Linked DNA regions of Homo sapiens: regions 2 and 3 are each linked to region 1. A link is a contact called in ENCODE Hi-C or POLR2A ChIA-PET data. All regions are on one chromosome and are shown on one strand. Each heading gives the region's core, a stretch centred on a gene start or an enhancer-like site at or near the end of the contact. The rest is flanking DNA. Distances are from core to core; before and after follow the strand shown.

The links. Hi-C counts contacts between places; a loop is a spot of excess contacts on that map. ChIA-PET counts read pairs that join two places held with the same protein, here RNA polymerase II (POLR2A). Pooled maps may share reads with other maps.
Region 2: a loop to region 1 is called in a pooled map, with 13 times the contacts of the local background. The contact joins the promoter of COPB2 here to the promoter of DNAJC13 in region 1. A Hi-C loop is called at or near these places in 5 of 50 pooled maps.
Region 3: a loop to region 1 is called in a map of naive thymus-derived CD4-positive, alpha-beta T cell, with 17 times the contacts of the local background. The contact joins the promoter of ALDH1L1-AS1 here to the promoter of DNAJC13 in region 1. A Hi-C loop is called at or near these places in 1 of 168 maps with a recorded cell type or tissue (naive thymus-derived CD4-positive, alpha-beta T cell) and 6 of 50 pooled maps. POLR2A ChIA-PET finds 5 or more read pairs at or near these places in 1 of 52 experiments (OCI-LY7).

What each region holds. Positions count from the first base shown.
Region 1 is chr3:132,414,630-132,419,702 of GRCh38, reverse strand. DNAJC13 (DnaJ heat shock protein family (Hsp40) member C13) reads right to left here and starts at 2,201. Exons shown (of 56, transcript NM_015268.4): 1 at 1,943-2,201. RefSeq lists enhancers at 1,337-1,872, 1,812-1,961 and silencers at 1,992-2,131, 2,412-2,511.
Region 2 is chr3:139,386,996-139,392,068 of GRCh38, reverse strand. COPB2 (coat protein complex I subunit beta 2) reads left to right here and starts at 2,422. Exons shown (of 22, transcript NM_004766.3): 1 at 2,422-2,521. The coding sequence starts at 2,519. It overlaps COPB2-DT (COPB2 divergent transcript), which reads right to left and starts at 2,266. Exons shown (of 5, transcript NR_121609.1): 1 at 2,136-2,266. It also overlaps the pseudogene LOC124906339. RefSeq lists enhancers at 1,585-1,694, 1,574-2,136, 1,905-2,204, 2,137-2,698, 2,495-2,744.
Region 3 is chr3:126,081,808-126,086,880 of GRCh38, reverse strand. ALDH1L1-AS1 (ALDH1L1 antisense RNA 1) reads right to left here and starts at 2,666. Exons shown (of 8, transcript NR_190231.1): 1 at 2,429-2,666. It overlaps SLC41A3 (solute carrier family 41 member 3), which reads left to right and starts at 2,757. Exons shown (of 11, transcript NM_017836.4): 1 at 2,757-2,788. RefSeq lists silencers at 2,410-2,959, 3,000-3,109.

The sequences.
Region 1 (5,073 bases), core at 952-3,451:
TGTTTCAATTACTAATTTAAAGTACCTCAATCAGAAGCAGGGGAAAGGTATGTGTAGCAGAAACCTCATATTCACCTGTGTAAACAGAACTGGTTGAGGAATGAAGCCAAATTAGTTAAAACACATCTTTTCAATTTCAACCCTAATTTGGGACCTATTGAGAACCGGACTCCACTATCAACCTTTTAACAAATTTAATAAAGCCAGTATTGTTACAGTCCACCTGGGCAAGGCAACCATCTTCTATTTATTTGTGGATAAAGTTAAATTATTCCAAACAATTCATTCACTTATTAATATTTTATTTTTTAGCTTAAGTATTTTGTTTACAACTAAGCTTGTTAACAATATATAACATTAATATATTTTAGACTATTTATTACTACCACTTTAGAAAAAGAGGAATATTCATTGCCTCTCAGTGGAATACAAATGCTGATATTTTCCATGAACTGAACTCTAGCCTTAAGGTTCTTTACATTCTTATTTCTTAATAATCCTCTGACTCCTCTTTTCCTCCCTTAATATGTTCTACTTCCTGTTTTCAAACAAGGAGTATAATGTAATAATTTCTACACAAGGACGTGTGTTGCCTGAATGCATTGTGATACTAACAGCACAAGCCAAGTCTGAGATATAGTAGCTTAAAAAGCGTTTCACATTACACAAAATGTGAACAAGGTTTTACGTTATATGATAGATAAGCCAATAAAGTACTTTCCAAAAATCAAAGAACTGTGTTCTGGATACCGAATTTCTGACAAGTGGTTTCTATAAATTTATTTTTTTAAGGCAAATTCTGTTTCATACTCCCATAAACTCAAAGTACTGGTAATATATTATAAAACCTTATCACTGTAATTTTCCCTGCAGGCAGTAGTTTCAAACCTAGAAACCTATCAAGTCCATAAACTGAGAAAGAAAATATAGTAAGAAAGAATTACTGGGGGCAGGTTCTGAACTTCTACTTTTTTCCCCAAGACACTGTATTACAAAAGGCTCAACATAACTGTACACTATAAAGCCCTTCATAGAGGACGCAACAGCATCAGGTACAGAACCTCCTTTTTGAGGGAAATCAGAATAACGTAAAAGGGAAAAGCAGAGGGAAAATGAGAAATAATTACTTTGGGAGACCACCGCCACATTAGGGTGAAATCTTTACTTTTTTCCCCCCTCTAAGCAACGGACACAGGAAACAATCTTAAGACAAACGTGGTTAACGGAACACGCTACAAAAGGAGAAAATTTAAGGGAAGGCACTCTTAAACATAGTTAAGTATCAAGTGATTAACAGCCACTTCACTGAGCGTCTAAGTCCTACTTTACCCACTCCAAAGGCCACATTCAAAGATAAAATCACAGCAGCGGAGGAAAGGCCACGTGAATAAGCTGCCTTGCAGGAAGGAAAAGCCTTAGGGGAGAAAATGATTTTAGAAAAAGTACTGGAGAACAGACGACGCGGATGCTCATTTCCTAACAAAACGAAACAAAGCAAAGAAAGTCAGTCTGCAGGACTTGTTCGGAAGGAGGGTCGCTGACCCAAGGAAACAAGAGTTGCCGGCATCCAGCAGGAAGGGTGCTCAGACTAGGAGACTGGAAGGGAATCCCGAGGGCGGAACCCACAAGGGAATGAAGAGCCTGTGGGGTAAGGATATGTTAAGGCGAGTGGAGGAGCGTACTAGGTATAAAACAAGCAAAAAAAAGGGGTGGGGCTGGACAGGGCAGCGCCCTGAGCTAATGTCACTCAAAGCCGGGGGGGCGTCCAACGAAAGGAACCAGACCAGCAGCCTGGGGGAAGGGTAATCTGCTTCCTTAGCAGCTGCAGGCTGCAGCAGCCAAGACCACCCCGTTTTCCCTGCCCTGAGCCCCACAAAGTCCCCACGGCGTGGGAAGGGAGTAAGGCAGAGCCCCAGAGCCCAGTGCCCGGAGTCGGCTTTACCTTCGCGGGAGGCTGGAGAGGCTCCAGCCCTAGCTCCTCCCGCCGCCGGCTCAGCTTCCAGAGTGGGATGAGGCGCCCTCCGGCCTCCTCACCCTCACCACTTCCCCTTTCCCCCGCCGGGGCCCTGCAGCTCCGCTGCCGCGGGTTCCTGGTGCCGCCGCGGCGCTGCCTCCCCGCCCCCTCCGCCTCCTCCCTCTGCCTCTCAGAGTTTCACTCTGGAGGCCGCCATCTTCGCTCAGGCTTTGAGCGAGCGCGCTCTAATACGCCTGCGTCGCCACCGCCCAGGCTGTCACGAGACCCAGTCAGCTGATTTCAACTCTTCCGTCTTCTGCCCCGCCCTCCCCGTCCTCCCCGTCCCGATCGTTCTTTCCCTGAAATTCTGCTTTCCTCCGGCCAGCCCCCAGCAGCTACACATGCGCAGAGTAACGACACCGGCCGTGGGATTTGGATTCCACGCAGCGCGTCAGGGGGCTGGCGCCTCGGTGGGTGCTGAAAAGGACACGCCCCTGGGCGCGCGCGGGTGCCCATGACCACGCCCCTCCGGCGGGTGCCCATGACCACGCCCCTCCGGCGTGTGCCTTAGGGCCGCGCCCCTCCGCTTATGTCCTGCGGAGAGTAGGGTCGCAACCCGGTACTTAAGCTTTAAGTCCGAGGAAATCTTGTTTTAAATCACCTCTTTTTAGCTCTTGCCGTCAAGTGCCATGGAGCATCTGCGAGGCAGTCTGAAGCCTCAGCCTATCTCCTGGTTTGGCTGGATTGGGAGCCAGCAGGTTCATTTACTATTGAGACGTCCTGAACGACAGCAGAGCAGGGTTTAAGTTATGGATGCTCTGGAAGGTCTCAGAGACCAAATTCTCAGAGACGCCTAAGGCATTTGCAGGTGGGAATGCTGGAAAGATAGTTCTGGTAGCCCCATTTATTGTGTCCGGATCAAGTGTTTAGAAGTTTACTTAAAGCTGCTTAATCTTCAACTCTCTGAGATACGAATCATCCTCGTTTTGCAGATAAGTTGAGGCCCAGCCTCAGAGTAGTGGATTTCATGTTTGCACCCAAGTAATTTGAACCCAGAACCTGTGCCCTCTAGATAACCATCTTCCTGAACCTCACCTGAGAGGGAAGTCAGGGCAGTGAAAAGAGGGGATATTGGGACTAAAGGATTCGGCTAGAAATTATGTGTTATCTGTGGGCAATGGTTTAAATAAGAAAGGTCAATGTCCACTCCCAGATCTGAGCCGTAAAGACCACAGTTTAAAAATTAGTGATTAAAAAAAAAATAGTGATTCTGCTGCAGACTTCAGAGTAGAGGCAGTGTAGGGTGACCTGCATGGATACATTATTGTATAAGGGTTAAAGGTCTCTGATAAGGAGTTGAATACTCATTCTTCATGGCAGTCCTGAAATTGTGATTTCTTGGCGTCCCCTTCAGCAAGTTGGCTCATTTTATAGACAGCGATTGCAGGATGAAAAAATGTGGAAAAATGGTTTTTACAGACTTTACCTCTTGATTCTATTAACCCTTTGCCCTACCTTAGGGCGGAAAAAGACTATTTGTGTTTATCCTTAGACTTTTCTGTAATGCAGCAGTAAGATAAGGTGCATGTAAGGGAAGGTACTAGGAATAGCTGGGTGTGGGAAGACAGAACCCGAAATAGAGTAGGAAGGGAGGAGGAGGAAAAAGAAACAGGAGGGCTGTGTTAAGGGGCCTTATTGGCTTATCCCATGGAAACAGAAACGTGTTTATGTGGTTACAAAGCCTTCCAGTAATCCCAAAAGTAAATGTGGGGTATATTATTTCGATTTTAGAGAAGCAGCAGACCCAGAGAGTCCAGGAGACTTGCTAAAGGTGACCTAACTCCTAAAGGTTGAGCCAAGATTAAGACACAGGGCCTGCCTGTAACATCAAGGCCAGTGAACTGTTCAACCTCCACACTGCCTCTCTGTTCAATATTTGAGACCAATAAAATCAATTCTCGTGTTGAGAGGAGCCTTAGGCATCATGAATTGTCCCCATCCTCTGTAGTGCAAAATTGCCTCACAAGACATCTTTTTCCATTGCATTTTTATAAGCCATTTTCCTTGTATTCAGCCAACTTGCACTCTCTTCTATGAGTAGTTATTTTGTCTTTGTTTCTTGCTCTTTTCTTCTTGTATGTGACATTCATTTAAGCACTTATCAGTACAGCTTATCACCCTTTCCCACTCCCTCTCCCGTGCATATCCTTCTAACTACCCCTGCTACAGATACTCATTTTAAGAAACCATATTCAAAGTACTTTCAACCATTGTTCACAAGATGTAGTTTCAAGCCTTTTCACAACCACTGGTTGCTTTTAATTGGATCCATACAATTGGATCCTTCTTAAAATGCCACAACAAAATACAAGAGTCAGGGAGAGTAGGACTTGTCTCTTCTTTCCCTATTAGGTTAAATCAGTTGGATCCTTTCCCCACCCAACTCTTTTTTAAGAGTGACAAATGCACACTTCTTTTTCTGGATTTGTCTTTTTATTCATAATTAAAGTTTGCACTAGCGTTTCTGACACTTTCATAGTGCAGATGTATCAAATTTACAATCTAAATTATGTGATGTACACTTAAAATATTTCACAGCTTTTTAAAAAATACATTTCACAGCCTTTTAGGCACCAATAGCCTTTATCAGTCTCCAAAGTTAGCATACAAGGCTGGAGTGATCTAAGACTTTAGAGAGCCCACAAGAATGTCAAACACTTGCTTATCTAATTCCCATTGCTGCTAAATTGACCTTCCTAATTATATCAATGCCCAGATCCAAAGTAAATCCTTAAGAACTCATACCACTCAACAATGCTTGAACTATGTTTTCAGTACAGTAGCCACTAGCCCTATGTGGCTACTGAACACAGAATAAAAATTAAAATTGTTACAAAAAAATGTAAAATGTTGCATTAGCAATTTTTATATTGATTACACGTGTTAAAAGAAAAAAATATTTAGGCCGGGCACGGTGGCTCACGCCTGTAGTCCCAGCACTTTGGGAGGCTGAGGCGGGTGGATCACCTGAGGTCAGGAGTTTGAGACCAGCTTGGCCAACATGATGAAACCCCGTCTCTACTAAATATAAAAAAATTAGGCGGGCCTGGTGGTGCATA
Region 2 (5,073 bases), core at 1,173-3,672, 7.0 Mb before region 1:
AGGGCTGAAATAGCTATTATAGAAATTGACTAGGTAAGACTTTAAGATCTGTTAATCGATTGCAGTCAACCTCTTGGGAAACCCTTTACCAATCTGCTAAGCTTGTCTATATTTCTTTTCTTCCCAACGGTTATTTTTCCTAACCTTCCAGTCTCCTCTAAACCAAGTAAACAAAAGATTTTAATTTAAACCCACAGTCGAACGCCTAGTGAAATACACGTGTATATTTAATGTTATGTATTAGTTCCTATTTAAGAATTTTATTTCTTTAAAATTTATTTCAACCAAAATCCAACACCAAATTCTATGGGTAATATCTTAAGGCAGCACCTAGTATAGTGCTTTGTATATAGTACACATTCAGTATGTAATGGTTAAAAGAGTGAATTTACAGTCTACAATTGCAGGACTTAATTTTGGCTAATTGCAGTGGAAAACATGAGAAAAGATATAGTCCAAGTAAGAATGACACTTGAGGGTTCAGGCCCGCAACACCAGCTAGGTAGACCCTTAGGTGGCCCAGTGGTATACAAAGATTTAAGCATTCCCAGCTGAGCCCCTTGACAATAGAGATACATCATTTTATTTTGTATCACTTAGTACTGTGCCAAATCCAAAAATACTCTCTCAAGTGCAAGAGTATTCAGGAGTTAGAAATATTGAAAGTTCCACTATTCAAGCAAATTAGGTATAGTTCATATAATTTTTTCAACTCAGGATCCTCAGTCACTCCATAGAGTAAGCAAAGTATGCAATTACTAGAATTATTAGTCTCAATTTACATAAGATCACACTGCTGGCACTAAACTCCAGTTCCAGACTCTTTTTTCCACTATTGAATGCCACAGAAACATAAAAAAAAAAAAAATGGAAGGATCTTTAGAAACCATGTAGCTGGATTTTTTTTAAGATGATGAAAACTGAGGCCCATGAAGAGAGTCACATTAGCTCAAGGCTCCTACTAAAGCCAAATAATTTCGTGCAAAATCATCTCCCTCTGATTATCATTATCTACACACACAAATACATAATTTTTCTTTTTGCCTTTCTGAAAATCTGGAGGTCTGAAAAGACTTTAAGATTTCTCTCAAGTTAAAAATACACGTTTGTACGTGTAACCAGAGGGCAAGTTTTCTATGGTCCACATGTTTTCTTAAAAAAAAAAAAAAAAAGGAAATACAGGAGATGTGCAGTGCGTGTGACAGGCAAATGTTCTCGAACTTTATTGTGTAGTGTAACCCCTATGGCACAGGCCCTTAGAATTCAGCCACATTAATGAAGAGATATTTTTATGTAGTAGAAAGAGCACAAACTTTGAGGTGTTTTGTTTTGAGACAGAGTCTTGCTCTGTTGCCCAGGCTGGAGTGCAGTGGCGCGATCTCAGCTCACTGCAACCTCCACCTCCTGGGTTCTAAGCGATTCTCCTGTCAGCCTCTGGAACAGCTTGGATTACAGGCGCCCGCCACCACGCCAGGCTAATTTTGTATTTTTAATAGAGACGGGGTTTCACCATGTTGGCCAGGCTGGTCTCGAACTCCTGACCTCAGGTGATCCACCCGTTTCGGCCTCCCAAAGTGCTGGGATTACAGGCGTGAGCCACCGCGCCCGGCCCAACTTTGAGGTTTTATCTGCCACTTACTATGCAGTCTTGGCTAGAACACTTAACTTCTTTGAGCCCGAGTTTCCTCATCATTAAATGGAGATAATTCAGGTTTGATGTGAAGATTTGAGAAGAAGGTATGTCTGACACACTGCCGAAGATCGATAAATATTTGTTGAATGAATAACACAGCCAGCCGAAGCTCAACAAAAGACACATACACAAACACACCCACACGGTTGGGTAGTTGCCGTCTCCCGGGGAGCTCCAGAAGTGTAAGCTCTCAGCCCTCCCTCTGACTTCAGAAGCCTGAAGCTACTAAGCCCGCAGCCCGGTGCGTCTCTTCGCAGCCTTAATCAGTGCCCGGGCAAAGGCCTGCAGAGAATTCTCTGGGCCTCGCACCAGGCCCCAAGAACACACTGGAGACTCGTTTCGCCTTCTCCCTCGCCGTTTCCCCCCTCCAGGGCCAGAGTCCGAGGAAGCCCGATAGCGGTTCTCGGCCTCCGAAACACAACTACAACACTGGGGAGCTTGCCCTGCAGTTAGCGTCCAGCGGGGATTAGGCACTTCGTTTTCCTCATCGTTTCAATCTCTATCTTCTGGTCGGGGTCCAAGCTCAGCGGCACCACGTCACGGCCCTTAGTGGTCTAGGCCACACCCCTCCTTCCCGACAGCCTCAAGTCCACTACCAGCGGTCTGGAAGGCCACGTTGCCTAGGAAACTGGGGCGGGGCTTGGGAAACGACGGCCCTGCGCGCAGTTTGCGCAGGCGCTCCGGCCCTGGCCTCTGACTATCGCGAGAATCGGCTCCCGGAAGTTCCACGTCAGTCAGTCTGACGGTCAGTGGATCGGTGGGTTTATCTCAAGGCCTGAGTAGCCGGTAACAAACGAGGGTTCCCGGGATTGGACCGACGCAGCCATGGTAGGTCCAGATCCCGTAGAAGGGAGCGGGGTCCCATAGGTTACGGCCGATTCCTGGAGCTTCTGGACTGAGGGCCGCGGTAAGCAGTGGTCTGGGCTCCCGCTGCGGCCGCCGCCTCAGGCCTTGCGGGGTCTTGGTCGTTTGATTCCAGGAAGGGAGAAGGCGGTGGGGCCTAGGGGACCGGGGTGATTTGGGGAGGCAAAGCCTGCTAGTGAGGGGTTTTGTCTCCCCTGGCGCTTGTGGCGCTTGCCAGAGCTCCTGCAGTCTGCAGCGGGATCGGTGGTGTAGGGAAACACAGAAGCCGAATGTGTTGAACTCCGTAGGAGGCTTTGGTAAAACTAAAGTTTGCCTTTAAAACGGTGGTAGTTAATCTACACTCCTGTTGGGCTTATTCTGGGGATAGTGTGTGCTGGCTACAAACTATAAACAAGCAAAGAAGCCAAAAACAAATGTATATGGAGTCAAAAATGGAATTTCAAATGCTTTGATATCTCAGCTGTTAGGTTTCTAAGGGGAGAAGAAGGGTTGGGAGGAAGGGGGTGCTGTTTATAACACTGGCTGGTGTGCTTTTATGCATTTGCAAATCCAGTGGCTGGTAAGAATAGTAATTGTTAGAGCACTTTGTTATTATCACCGTAACCCTAAAAAACGCCCTAGACTAGTTTGCACAAGAGTGTTATAATAATAAGGAAAGAAAACGATAGTATAAGAATATCTTCCGTCTCTATTGAAAATGCAAAAAAAAAAAAAAGAAATTAGCCGGGCGTGGTGGCGGGCCCCTGTAGTCCCAGCTACTCAGGAGGCTGAGGCAGGAGAATCGCTTGAACCCGGGAGGCAGAGGCTGCAGTGAGCCGAGGTCGCACCACTGCACTCCAGCCTGGGACAGAGCAAGACTCCGTCTCAAAAAAAAAAAAAAAAAAACTTGTTATGAAGCACAGAATCAAACATTTTGGAGCTTGAAGACGCTAGGGATTAAGTCCCTCATCTTAAGTTAAAAAATTTTTTTAAATTATGTTTCTACAAGGTTAATTGTGGCAAAGTTGGAACTAGGAAAAAGTTAGGAATACTCCCAGGGAAAATGCACAGAGAAACAAACATTTTTGCATAAAATTCAGTGCATTCATTCACAGACACCCCCCCCCACAATCCATGGACCTTCTTTTTTTTTTTAATTTGTTTTATAAAAAATATGGAACGCTTCACGGATTTGCGTGTCATACTTGCGCAGGGGCCACGCTAATCTCCTCTCTATGTGCTGCCGAAGCTAGCACTATCCGTGGACTTTCTTGGGCACCCAGGTTACAGTCCCTGAACAAGACCTCAAGCCTCTTAATTAGAGCACTTCGTATTACTAACTACCTGATGTAGTTTGGGTCTGCTGTGGTTGCAGTAATGGACGTTTTTGGAAAAGGCTCTTGGATCTGCCTAATTTCATTTTCTTTTGCCGTCTTTACATTTACCAGTGTATTTCTATAATGAAATATTGCCTTCATTCTTTATATATTTTAAATCCTTTGTGGAAAATACAAAACGTGAATTCATTCATTTGTACATTTACCATAGAATATTTAGTGTCTGCCATGCACTTTGCTAAACATGGCTGCCTAATTCTCACAGCAGCTGGGAGATAGAGTTATATGTTTGTGAAGTGGTTACTGTAGGTCAGGCACTGCTCTAACTGGCTAACTCTGAATTTAATTCTTACAGCACTAAGAGGTAGATAATAATAATATTCCTGTTTTACATAAGTCAAACTTGAAAGAGGTTAAGTAAATTTGCCCACTATTGCACATCTGAAATGAGTGGTGGAACTGAAATTTAAATCCATCATGGCTTTCTAGTCTTGTGTTATGGTATCTGTTCTTAAACCCCCATACTCAAATATATAAGGTGATCTGGAGATAAAGACATGTATAAGCAATGACCCTGGCTTTAAGGAGGATCTACTCTAGAAAGCAAGAAAAGATGTGTACACAAGTGTACCATGAACAGTTAAAATGAAATCCTATAGGATTCCCTAGGAAAGAATGCTTCAGGCTAGGGTAACTAGAAAGGTCTTACTGGTGGCAGTGGCATTTAAGCTGAGTCCTAAATGCATCCAGCTTTTGGAAGGTGGAGGGATATATTTAAAGTTGAGGATACAGTGTGAGCATCCTAATCATCTTTGTCCCAAAGTACCTAGTACATTGTCTTATTCAAAATAGTCACTTAACTGTTGGGAGAAATATTATCACAAGAACCCTTGCCTGTTCGTTCTTTCTTTCTTTTCTTTCTTTTCTTTTTCTTTTCTTTCCTTCCTTACTTCCTTCTTTCCTTCTTTCTTTCTTTCTTTCTTTCTTGACAGAATCTCACTCTGTCGCCCAGGCTGGAGTGCAGTGGTGCAATCGTGGCTCACTGCAACCTCCACCTCCCAGATTCAAGTGATTCTGCAGCCTCAGCCTGCCGAGTAGCTGGGACTGCAGGCGCGTGCCACCACGTCCAACTAATTTTTTTTTTTTTTTTTGTATTTTTAGTAGAGACGGGGTTTCACCATGTTGGCCAGGCTGGTCTCA
Region 3 (5,073 bases), core at 1,417-3,916, 6.3 Mb after region 1:
CTCTTTTACATATTTTTAGTAGTGACACATTGTGTACACAACACATAAATGCATAGCGTATTAGGCATGGCAATAGAAGTACATCTTATGTATTTGTAAGACCTCTTTTTCCCTTAGACTTTTAAATTCATGATAGCCTGTTTCATCACCCTGGGCAGTTGTCAGCTAAATAGTCCTACATTTGCATATTAAAGGAAACAACTCTTAGGTGAAAAATCAGATAGCAAAATTTACATCTCAAAGTACCAAGAGACAGTCTGGTTTGCTAGAGGGAAATTAAAATGGATTTAATTTGCCATTTAAACAAAATTATAGAAGTCTATTATAAAATCCTTTTAAATACACACACACACACACACACACACACACACACACACACACAGATCCTATAGCTTTTACTTCAGAACTTTAGCCATGAGATAAATACAAATTCCCCAGCTTGCAAAAAAAAAAAAAAAAAAAAAAAAAAAAACAAGAAAACAAAGAAAAAGAAAAATAGGTTAGATCCAAACAGTGGTTTTTAATTTCAGTACAAAAGTAAAAGCAGATTTAAAGCAGGCAGAAAATATAGAGAAGAAGAGAACTTAGGAACTCTATAGTGTACAGGTTGACCTTAGGGCTCTTTTCCTTAATGTAAATGTGCACAAGGATCATTATATTTCCATTTTACATAAGCTCTGGCAAGTAGACGCACCATAAAACCAACAGAGTGCCCGAAATGAGGTCATTCTCCTTGTTTTCTCCTCATTCTTAGATCATTTGTTTCCCACCTTTTTTTTTCTTAGAAGTAGGAACTGAGCTGTGGCCTAGGGTTTTTGTGTGGTGGATCAATGTGTGCTGCTTGTGGGCAGGACCCCACCATGTGTCACCACTGAGTTGTTTCCACCCTGTTACATGTCTCAGTTTCTCTCTCCAGAGGTCTATTACCTTTGAGAGGGCTCAAAATGATGGGTGATCAGTCCTTATATGCATTCCTGGACAAGCCATTTTTAAAATTAATTTTTGTTGGGGATTTCCCCATAGGGCTGCTGCATGTCACAGGATGTCAACCCCCCCCCAGACACTCCCACAAGGCCCCCAGTCACCCAGGAGCACGTTTTGGCTGGGAGGAGCAAATGCCTTTCTCTTTGGAGTTGAGAAAACTCAGTCTCTCATTTACCTATGAAAACAACAGTTCAATTCCTCACACAAATGCGCAGACAAGCCGAATCAAGATTAATTTTGGGAGAAAAAGCAATAAAGAAAACCCTTTAGAATGTGTCTCTGAACTAGAATTAGAATCCTTAAACAACAACTTCCTAGGAGAAAAACCAGCTCACACTAAACGAAGGACTGTCAACCAAAGGGCGATCTGGGGCTCAGGAGAACTTAACCAGTTCCATCGGGGGAGAAGCTAGAAGTCTGGGAGGCTTCAATGGGCCCCACTGGTATCTTCGCTCCGAGTTCAGGCAACTCCTTTGGGGTCCTGAGTCTTCTCTGAGGCCCCACGCTGGGTGCCAAATTATTGTGGAAGAGTCAAACTCTGTAAAATATTTGAAGAGATTTATTGTGAGCCAAATATGAGTGACCACAGCCAGTGACACAGCCTTCAGGAGGTCTTGAGAACATGTGCCCAAGGAGGTCGGGGTGCAGCTTGGTTTAATACATTCTGAGGAGGCATGAGACTTCAAGTTAAGTTCATTTAAGAAATAAATTTGTTTGATCCAGAAAGGCAGGAAAACTCAAAGAGGGGGAGGGTGGTTCTAGGGTATAGGTCAACTTAAACATTTTCTGGTTGACAATTGGTTGAGTTTGTCCAAAGACCTGGGATTAAAGAAAGGAATGTCTGGGTTAAGAGGTTGTGGAGACCAATGTGTTTTATCACGCAGATGAAGTATTCGGATAGGGTAGCAGGCTTCAGAGAGAAGAGGCTGTAAAATGTTTCTTATCAGACTTAAAGTCTGTGTTGATGTTAATGCAGGAGAGGGATAATGAGGCATGTTCGGCCTCCACTTCCCCTTATGGCCTGAACCAGTTTTTCAGGTTAAATTCTAAAAGTCCTGGCTGAGGAAGAAGTCCATTCGGATGATTTGGTGGTTGGGAACGGGGAGGTGCCTTATCATTTATTTTTTGGTTTAAAATATAATGATATATTTTACCAAGTCTTGTGAACCATCAGGCCTCCCTCAGGCCCGGACTGGGAATTGCCAATTTCGTTAGGTGTGACCGTAATACTATGAGAATGTTTAAAAAAATAGGCCTTACTGATTAAACATACTCGAGTATTTAAAGGAGAATTTATCCACTGGGATGCTTTAAAATTACTCTGGGAAAAAAGGGAAAACGAAAGGCATGTGTGGGGTGAAGCACAGACTTGTCGTTGTTGTTTTTAAAGCAAAAGGCGGGTCCCAAGGGAAGTTGGCTGTCGGTGGGTTCCCGTTCTCCGTACCTTTCTACCTTGACAGCTCCATAATAAAACCTGCAGCCGCATAGGCGCCTCTCCCGTAGCGCTCCCGCGGGGGCGCCAGTGGGGCCCCAGCTGCGAGGAGGGCCCGGGCTCGCGAGACTCGGTCCCCCACTTCCGTCCCCGCGATCCCCGGCTCCCAGCCCCCCGGGCCCCCGGCGGGGCTCTGCGCTGCCGGAGCTTGGGCGTCTGCTGCTGTCCCGGAGCGCCAAGTCGTCCGAGGTCCGGCCGCCCGGCCGGGGCGGGGCCAGGGAGGCCCGGCCTTCCCGCTTCCTGCCTGAGCCGCAGGCCCGCCCCTGCGTCCTCCGCCCGCCTCTTTCCCGCCGCCGCCTGGGAGGGGACCCGGTAAGCGCGGCCCTGTTCCGGGCGGGGTTGGGGCGGAAGGTGGGGTCAGCTGGGGCCCAAGGGGGGTCGGGGAGGCGCGCGGGAGAGGGCGCCCGGGAGTGGGTGCGCGGGAGGCGAGTGAGCCGGGCGCCGGGCCCTGGGGGCTCGGCGGGAGGGGGAGTCAGGTGGGGACCGGGATTTGGGGGACTCGGTGGGGGAAAGGCGCGCGGGAGATGAGGTAAACACGAGGGGTCGGAGGGGCGGCCTGGGGCGGGGTGGGGCCATGCCTGGGGTAGGCCACGCCTCGGGGAGGCCGGGAGAGAACCCAGGCGCTGGGGGTCGCGGGGGAGCCGGCCGGTCCTACCCTTAGGTGTCTGAGGCCGCTCCCCACACCGCTGCGGTGTGCATTCAGCGGCCCTGTCTCCTCCTTCCTGGCCTGCTCAGGGCACGGCTCCTGGTTGGATGTCACACGCGTGACTCCTGCAGCGCCCGCGCGCAGGGACCCCTCGCTGCCTCAGCCAGACCTCCCGCCAGCCTCTACCACAGGCTCAGCCCACTGTCCTGGGTGGGCTCGGTGCAAACCTCTGGTGAAGAAAACCTCCTGGGGGTGCCCAGCCGGGAGTCTGTCTCAGAGTCCCACACTCTCTCCATCCAGGAGAGCCGGTGGGATAGGTCTCTTTAAAATCCCGTTATTTATTTGTTTATTTTTTCCTCTTTCTTCCAGTTTTTTCCATATGACTTTAGTGATCAAATCCCACTTTTTTTTAGAAGGCTTTTTTTACACCAGTGGTTTTCAAACTGTGGTCCCAGGACCAGCAGCACTGCCTTTCCTGAGATCTGCTAGAAATGCGGGTTCCCCAGCCCCACCCTGACCTTCTAAATCCTAAACCTTGGGGGTGGGTCCCCATACTTGTCTTTAGCAGGTCCTCCTCGTGGTTCTGACCATTGATCTGAAACCTTAGGGCTTTGAGGAGTCTGAACTGGGGTTGAGGATGGGCCAGGTGCCCTGTGATGATAATGCATGACTCCATTTAATCTTCACAGCCCTACACAGTAGGTAGTATTACCCCATTTCACAGATTAGGCAACAGAGGTACAGAAAGTTTAATTTTTCCAAGGTCACAGACCTAGAAAGGGGAGGAGCTGGGATTCCAACCTTGGGTTCCGGCTCCAGAACATTCCCACTGAGGCGAGGTCCCCTGTGAAGGTGGGGAGGGGTGAAGCCCAGAGGTCCTGGCGGCCTCCCTGCCAGGCAGAAACCATTAGTTCCAGAATCACGACCAGCCAGGTGCGTGGTCAGCAGTGGCCCTGCCTGCCTGCCTTTGGGCGAGCCCTGGTCTGTGTGAGCTGCTGGGTCCAGGTCCCCGGGCAGGATGTGTTCGCACTGGGGTGCTGACGGGGCGCCTAGAGGCCTGGGTCCAAGGCCAACCTCACAGGGTGACACAGGGATGCTTCTGGGTGACAGAGTGTCCGTTTCCTCCTCAGTCTGATGGGGGCGGATACCCCCCAACCCCATGCTGGCAGCTGGGAGGGTGGGCAGCCTCACAGACTCAGGCGTGGCTCTGAACTGTGGCCCCAGGTGGTCCACAACCTGTCCTGCCCAGCCTAGCCCCTTTCAAGGCACAAGGGTCTCTGACCACTGCCCCATAGCAGGGTTTCTCGGCCTCCACACTACTGACATTTGGGGTGGGGCAGTTCTTTGTTTTGGGGGGCTGTCCTGTATCACCCCCTGTCGGGACAACCAAAACCATGTGCAGACATTGCCCAATGTCCTCTGTGGGGACCTTGGAGGCAATGCCTCCACTGGCATCTTCTGGCATCTTGGCTCCTCCCTGGGGCTCTGGGATTAGAGGTTTCCTGGCCCACAGCCCACTTTCCCACAGGAGCCTCCTCCAGCCTGTGCTTGGTTGTTCATCTGCACGAGCTGTCAGTGACACAGGGACATTGGAGCATGTTCTCCTTGCAAACACTCCAACATTCAGGTGGAGCTGAGGGGCCTTTGGCCATGTCCACAGCTGGGAGATCCCCCACCCTGCAAGGGGCACAGAGCAGGTGTGGTGCTGACACCAGCTGGGCCCTGCTCCCGGGTCACCCTGGCCAGGCCTTCCTCTGGCACCATGTGCAGGCACAGTGAGGGTGGACCAGGGCTGGGGCTCTCTAGGTACAGCTGCACACGTGTTCCCAGCATGAATCACGGATCAGGGCTGCGCCAGCACCTGCCGCTCTGGTGTTTGCTGTCACCAAGCACAGTGGCTGCGCACTCTTGGGTTAACCTCCTCAGGCACGCGTGTGAGTGACTCACCAAG